Regions from separate parts of the Homo sapiens genome. Here region 2 is linked to region 1. The links are chromatin contacts, found by Hi-C or POLR2A ChIA-PET in ENCODE. All regions are on one chromosome and are shown on one strand. Each heading gives the region's core, a stretch centred on a gene start or an enhancer-like site at or near the end of the contact. The rest is flanking DNA. Distances are from core to core; before and after follow the strand shown.

Region 1 (3,770 bases), core at 339-2,838:
CTCACATATTCGTCTTAATTATCCAAACCACCCTGAATCTTGCTACAAAGAACATAAATTCTATGTATATTCAATGTGACTTTTTGGCACAGATTAAGCATTAATAACCTTTTGAAGAAAGGTTATGGTTACATGGAACTTTAAAGCATATTTTAATCTGTTTATGAATACTTAATTTCCCCTTGTAATTTAGGTATTGATCTTTGAAGTTATAGGGCTTTTTATCTATAAAGTGACTCTGGGCCTGGCGCAGTGGCTCAGGCTTGTAATCCCAGCACTTTGGGAGGCCGAGGCAGACGGCTCACCTGAGGAGTTCGAGACCAGCCTGGCCAACATAGTGAAACTCTGTCTCTACTAAAAATACAAAAAATTAGGCCGGACGCAGTGGCTTACGCCTGTAATCCTAGCACTTTGGGAGGCCCAGGCGGGTGGATCATGACGTCATGAGTTTGAGACCAGCCTGACCAACATGGTGAAACCCCGTCTCTACTAAAAATACAAAAATTAGCCAGGCGTGGTGGCGCGAGTTTGTGATCCCAGCTACTCGGGAGGCTGAGGCAGGAGAATCGCTTGAACCCGGGGGGGTGGAGGTTGCAGTGAGCCGAGATCCCGAGATCACGCCACTGCACTCCAGCGTGGACAACAGAGCAAGACTCTGCCAAAAAAAAAAAAAAAAAAAAAAAAAAAAGTGACTGGAAAATAATAGTCATTTTTAGGTTGGGCAGTGCTCAGCGCTATATTGGGGTCTCAAAAAGTGTCAACCAGTGTATTACTGAAGACGGACAGGTGGTGGCAGGGCTCTTAGCTGAGGGATGGAAAAATGCTTGCTGCCTAGAATTCACTTACATTCTTTGTTTCCTCTCTCCAGGTTTCTGGCTCTGTGTGGAATAGGCACTGTCCTCCTGGTAGGTGTAAGGGAATCAGATGTTGCATTTTGATCGTGATAAGTTACTTGCTTTTCTGCTTTGTTCACCTTAAATTGAAAGTGGAGAGATGCAAATTCTGCCCCATCCTGGGGAGGCAGCTCCTGCTTCCAGCCAGCTCTGGAGCAGGTTCAGGTGTCCGCAACTTTAAAATTGCCTTGGGGGTCTTTCGGGAAGCACTTCGCAGGGGACAAGCGCGTGGTTATGGTTTGGGTACAGGCAGCGTTTTCCCCAAGGACTTGCTGGCGCCCGCTTCAGGGATGCGCGTAAGCTCCCGAGGCTGTCAGTCAGTCCCTCGGTCGCTCCGGAAATTTGAAAGATTGTTAATCAAGAGGTCTCCACCAATGGATGGGCACAGGTCGTGGCTGGGCCAATCAGGCTCTGTCTCTAGGACTTTGGCGCGAAAAGACGCAAGGTCCAAAAAGAAAAAGAAAAAAAAAAAGAAAAAGGAAACGGTAGTGTGAGATTGATAGATTCTAGCAGCCCTCCTATGAACCTGCCCGTTAATTCCTCTTCTCTAAATGTCTGCCTTTTTTCTTCGTGTACAATTCCTTTTTGTCAGTGTAGCAGGAATAAATATCGATCTCTATCAACGTTGGTGTAAAAGGACCCTGCCTTTTAGCAGCTCATTCCGCCCCCAACAAAAGACTACACTTCCCAGCGACCCTTGCAGACCCGAAAAGCCGGTTTCCACACCCCGAGGCTCTCTCATGCCCTTCTCCCAGTCACTATGCCTAGCCCCAGATAACCACTCTTCTGTCCTCTAGCACCTCCATCACCAGTTCCTGGACTTCATGAAGGGGTACGCTTTGCATCTGGCTTCTTTCACCCAACATCATGTCTGTGATATTCGAGTAATGATTATATGGGTGTGCACATGTATAAAACTCGTAAGTTTGTACTCTTAAGATTGATGTTTTGTTGTTTTTTGAGATGGAGTTTCGCTCCGTCGCCCAGGCTGGAGTGCAGTGGTGCGATCTCGGCTCACTGCCATCTCTGCCTCCCGGGTTCAAGTGATTCTCCTGCGTCAGCCTCCTGAGTAGCTGGGACTACAGGCGTGAGCCACCACTCCCGGCTAATTTTTGTATTTTTAGTGGAGACAGGGTTTCACTATGTTGGCCGGGCTGGTCTCAAACTCCTGGCCTCAAGTGATCCTCCCGCCACGGCCTCCCAAAATGTTGGGATTACAGGCATGAGTTACAATCATATGTATAGTATACCTTAAAAAAAGGATGTAACATTTCATTCTTGAGTTTGTATTTCCCAAGGTATCCAAAATCAGGCCAGAAGGTTTTAGTGAAATTCTCTACTTTTGTTTTAATCAAATTTCATATTCTAGGAAATCACTCACTTTCACCTTCAGGCTGAAGTGCACACTCCTTTGATTAGTAATATGCAGTTAAGGGAGCAGGTTCTGGGGCCAGACTTCCTGGGCACAAATCACATTTCTGCCTCTTACTAGCAGTGTGAGCCTGAAGAAAGTATTTAACCAGTTTAACTCATCCATAAAATGAAATAATCGCAGCCTGGCCAATGTGGCAAAACTCCGTCTCTACTGAAAAAAAAAAATTAGCCGGGAGTGGTGGCGCTCGCCTGTAATCCCAGCTACTTGGGAGGCTGAGACAGGAGAATGGCTTGAACCCAGGAGAGGTAGCAGTGAGCCAAGATCACGCCACTGCACTCCAGTCTGGGCGACAGAGCAAGACTGTCTCAGAAAAAAAAAAACCATCATATTACCTATCTCTCAGGGTTGTTGAGTGGTTAAATGTGTGCTTATGAAAAGTGCTTAGAATACTAAGAACAACAGAATGCGTGCTATTGTTATTGATGCTCAGTATTATGATTGGCCCACAAGGCTCTTCCTGATCTGTTTCTTATCAGCCTTCCAGCATCGTGTCTCACCATTCTCCCTCTGGTTTCTACCCATCCAAGTGTACCTAATCTTGCTGTTTAACTTATTTTCATGTTCTCCTCCCTCTGCCCAAAACACCCTTACCCCAGGCTGGAGCATCCACCATATAGTTTGAGCACACACTTAGGGCACCAGCAAAGCAGAGGCAACCCCCTAAGAAAAAAGAGAGTGAAGAAAAAGAATATATCTCTACAGTATTTGATGGCTGGGCGTGGTGGCTCAAGCCTGTAATCCCAGAACTTTGGGAGGCTGAGGCGGGCAGATCATGAGGTCAGGAGATTGAGACCATCCTGGCTAACATGGTGAAACCCCGTCTCTACTAAAAATATACAAAAAAATTAGCCGGGTGTGGTGGGGGGCTCCTGTAGTCCCAGCTACTTGGGAGGCTGAGGCAGGAGAATGGCATGAACCCAGAAGGCGGAGTTTGCAGTGAGCCGAGATCATGCCACTGCACTCCAGCCTGGCCGACAGAACGAGACTCCGTCTCAAAAAAAAAAAAAAAAAAAAGAATATATCGCTACAGTATTTGATGGTTGACACCCTGTCCCTTCCACCACCAGCAAAAAAAGCATGGAAGGAGTTACAGGAAGTTCATACTTTATTGGGCTGCATTGCCCCTATTTTATGGTCTAGAGTTGTTTGTATTTGAAATACATTTGGGTGGTGGGATGAGTGTAATCTCTTCAGTACTTAGGCCCTTACAGGTCTTTGTGGCAGATGGTGTTTTCCAAAATGGCCACAGTGATATCTCCCATCCCACATCCTCTTTCCTGCAAGGTGACTTTGACACTTCTGTTGAGAGGTAGAACCTCTCCACTTCAATCTGGGAGGGCTTGTGACTATGGTGAAAGTGAGGCCATGTCACTTCCAAGTCCGGGTGAGATAGCTTCTTCCTTGTTCCCAGGAAGTGTAGCCCCAGACTTGCTGTTGGAACC
Region 2 (3,770 bases), core at 425-2,924, 220 kb before region 1:
AATAAATTATGAGGAAGAAAACAGGGAGGGGCAACCACTAAATGAAAGACACCAAGGCAATCCATCAGCCAGTGGAGACGCGGGGTCTTATTCAGATACCAAATCAAACCATTCTTTTGTTAATTCTATTATTCATGAGACATTTGGAAATCTGAACAGAGACTGAATGGTTGCTGATATTAAGGGATGGTTGTTACTTGTGCAAATACTAAAGACTGTTATTGTCATTTTTTAAGATCCTAATCATCCAGAGCTATGCTCTGAAATATTTGTGAATTAAATTATACTGTGTCTGGGATGAATGGAATGAATGTTTAGATAATTTGGGAGGGGAAGTAGCTGAGGGTAGAGATGAGACAGGACTGTGTGTGGGCATCACTGCTGCAGCTGGTGCTGGCTTCCTGAAGGTTCCTTATGTGACTCTCTGTTTCTGTGTATGTCTTAACTTTTCATAATAAAAGGCTCGTGTATGTAAATTTTCACACAATAAAAAATTTATATTTAGAAAAAAGGCTAGAAGGAATAAATCAACATGCTAGCAGACGGGATTATAGGTAAAATTACTTTTTAAATTGCTTAGTATCTTCAATAGTACTTTAAAAATCTGGGAAAGAGATGAAACCAAACTATCCCACCCTTCCCCGAGGAAGGTTTTGCCTGTGCTCTGCAGGTGGTCGGGTACATTGGCACCACTGGACCAGGCAGACATTTGGCTGTATCAACCACGGCCCTTACAGGCAAATGCACTTCCCCTACCCGACTTCTCTTCTGGGAATCATGCCCGAGGAAATCATCTCAAATCTGAAATGCCAGCAAAGCTGCCTGCGCAAGGTGTCCACGTCGGGGCTATTTACTGGAGTGGAAGCTGGAGTCAGAGGCTGCGTCCAGGGCAAGGAGTGTCTCGGGGAAGCCACGGAAAACGGTAACCACGGGGCAGAAGGCCGCAGACTATGCTGGGGCGCCAGGGATGCGCATCTGCACATCTGACACATTCGTTTTGCAAACACGTGTGGGAAATGGACGGAAGCCAGTTATCAGCCTCCCGGGACACCCCGCTAATATTTAAAATGGAAACGCCCCAACCCCTCCTGGGGGAACCTGGCTTTCTCAAACTGCCCTGGAAGTTCCCAGGAGGCCTAGGGTCCCTCACCCCACTGCTGCCATGTTCCGTGTCGTTACACTCGCGACCTAGCTTTGTCGTTTTCTACTTGTCCCTGCCCGCCTGGAGGGCTCCGTTTACACCCGCTCCTTTTCCCCACCTCCGACGCCCCTCCCAGGCTGCTGCCTGTGTCCACTTTCCCTGAAGATGGAAGAAGGTCGGATTTCCCTAGGAGGGTCCTCATAGGACCTGCCTGGCCACTCCTTGCCCCAGGACGCCCTGGGCCGGGCACCTCCAGAAACATCTTCCCGCATCCCCGGCAAGAGCTCCCTTTCCACAGACACAGAATCCTCTGCATATTTTCTTACACGAAGACCATTCTTTCTAAAAGAATCTTGTCCCCGCTTTAAAGTTTGTGCTCCCTCCCTGCAGAGGGAATGACAGTCCCCACCTCTATTCCCCTCCCGCAGCCGTGGACCCCACTGTCCCGGGAGCGACTGGCTCCCTTATGAAGACTACATTTCCCAACGTCCTTTGCGGCCACGGCTGGCCATGTGACCCAATACTGCCAATGGGGTGCGAGCGGCGCGAGGAAGTGGATGAACCCACACCCGGCAGGGCAGAAAAGGGATAGAACTCAGTCCGCCGTCGCCACCGTGAACCACTGACTGCTACAGGAGCGAATAATCGTCTACCTTGTTTAAACCATCATTAACTTGGGTTTTGGTGTTTGTTTGTTTGTTTGTGTGTTTTTCGAGACGGAGTCTTGCTGGGTCGCCCAGGCTGGAGTGCAGTGGCGCGATCTGGGCTCACTGCAACCTCCGCCTCCGGGTTCAAGCAGTTCTCCCTGCCTCAGCCTCCCGAGTAGCTGGGATTACAGGCGCCGGCCACCACGCTTGGCTAATTTTTGCATTTTTTAGTAGAGACGGGGTTTCGTCATGTTGGCCAGGCTGGTCTCGAACTCCTGACCTCAAGTGATCCGCTCACCTCAGCCTCCCAAAGTGCTGGGATTACAGGCATGAAACACTGCGCCCGGCCGGTTTTGTTTTTTAATAAGTAACCGAGCCTGCATTCTAACCAATAAACTCATTCTATTAAAACACGCCTGTGGTGCCCAGGGCCAGCAGGTTGTCTCATGTCAGGTTCTCCCAGAAGCCGAGCCTGAGAGCAGGATTCAGGTGCAAATGTTTCCCTAGGGAGTTTCTTCCAGCTGAAACCAGCGAGGGAGCCAGGGAAAAAGAAGGAGAAGACAAGCAAGGGTTTCTTCAATTTCCATCCCTGCCGTGGCCTGAGCCCAAGGGAGCTCTGCAGCACAAATTATGCCTCTGAGTTTGTCCTGCCTTAAGGCAAGGGGCTAGGCTTTTCTGCTGCATACTTCCCTGAAGCAGGTTTGAGATGCAAGGGTTAGCAGCACAGCACAGAGCAGGCGGGGAGCTGGCTTGTCCCAGTAAGGAGGTCTGTAGGCTCTGGTCAAGGCACCAACATTACTCTATGCCCAGGAGTCCCGGACTCTTCGCAGCAGCTTTCCAGGCCCTCAGTGATTTCCACAACGTCAACCTCCCCCACCCACCTCGGCCCACCTCCTCACACCTTGGCCTAACAAGATGAATGAGTGACAGCCCCACAAACACTTCCCCAGGACCTTCAACCAGGAGTGCAATACCCCCACCCCAGCAGCCTTCGTCCCCAGGACCTCCAACCAGGCACACTAACGCCCAGGCCTTCATCCTCTGCCTCCCGGAGATTTCTGGCAGACACCACAAGACCTGGGATAGGACTGCTTAGCAAAGCATGCTGGCATTTGCCCAGAGAGGGTGTCAGGTCCCCGCCACGGGACTGAGAACGTGGAGAATCAGAGAGGGGCAGTGACTTGCCCAGGGCCACACAGCTAACAGGAGGGAGGAGCTGAGATGGTGAGGAGAGGAGAAAGCAGTGCCACAGAGAAGTCTAAAGGTGCGAGAGAAGCTGGGGGAAGTAGACCTCAGACTGTGGGGAACCACCAGCGCTGGTGTGGAGGGCGTGGTCCAGTGGGTCAGCAAGGATCCCTGTAACATCAGGCGTCATTTGCCGAGCACTTCGTCATCAGGTCCTGTTCTCCCCACCATGATTCTCAGAGGCGCTGTCTCCTTGGGTTCTCCCAGTACACTCTCAGACACTGAGAAGCTTTGGACTCAAGTAAATCCTAGGAAATACCCATAGGGAAGTGGAGAAGTGAGACAGGGAAGAGCCAACCAAGGCCATGTCATCAACAGAGCTACCGCTGGGTGCAACTGGAGCTCCATCCCTTGGAGATGGCGCAGGATATACACTTCCAAGTCTCCTCTCTCGGCTGGATGGATGCTCCTGAGGAACACCAGCCTCAGCTGGCTGGCTTTGCACTCACGCAAGCAACCTTGACCCCTCCGCTCCACTTCACAGCAACCAAACCGTGAGGGACGTGGTGACTCGCTGAAAGTCATCCACAGACAGAAGGGACCAAGTGGGCCCCAGGAGGGGGTCTGGGTACCTGGCCAGGCTCTGCCCTAGCTCCAATCAGGGCTCCAGGACTCCAAGACGGCAGGTCTGTGCCCACTTACAAGCACAGCCTGTGAAATCTCAGAGTCCCAGGACAGATGCCTCCAGCCTCCTAGCCCAAGGTTTAAGGGCAAGCCCAGCTCTGCCATGGATGTGC

Evidence for each region. Hi-C counts contacts between places; a loop is a spot of excess contacts on that map. ChIA-PET counts read pairs that join two places held with the same protein, here RNA polymerase II (POLR2A). Pooled maps may share reads with other maps.
Region 2: a pooled map shows a loop between it and region 1 (6-fold over the local background). The contact joins two enhancer-like sites. A Hi-C loop is called at or near these places in 7 of 50 pooled maps. POLR2A ChIA-PET finds 5 or more read pairs at or near these places in 2 of 52 experiments (Caco-2 and activated B cell).

The regions. Positions count from the first base shown.
Region 1 is chr17:21,096,914-21,100,683 of GRCh38, reverse strand. No RefSeq gene overlaps it. Among named protein-coding and RNA genes, the nearest start is that of LINC01563, 23 kb to the right of the region's middle. RefSeq lists enhancers at 986-1,195, 590-1,207, 1,114-1,408, 1,208-1,824 and a silencer at 1,114-1,408. Within about 2 kb of position 1,588, at least 7 of the 41 ENCODE cell types and tissues checked have a DNase peak (open chromatin) inside an H3K27ac peak, as active enhancers do.
Region 2 is chr17:21,321,040-21,324,809 of GRCh38, reverse strand. No RefSeq gene overlaps it. Among named protein-coding and RNA genes, the nearest start is that of MAP2K3, 38 kb to the right of the region's middle. RefSeq lists enhancers at 1,613-1,742, 1,783-1,892, 1,903-1,952, 1,406-2,079. Within about 2 kb of position 1,674, at least 19 of the 41 ENCODE cell types and tissues checked have a DNase peak (open chromatin) inside an H3K27ac peak, as active enhancers do.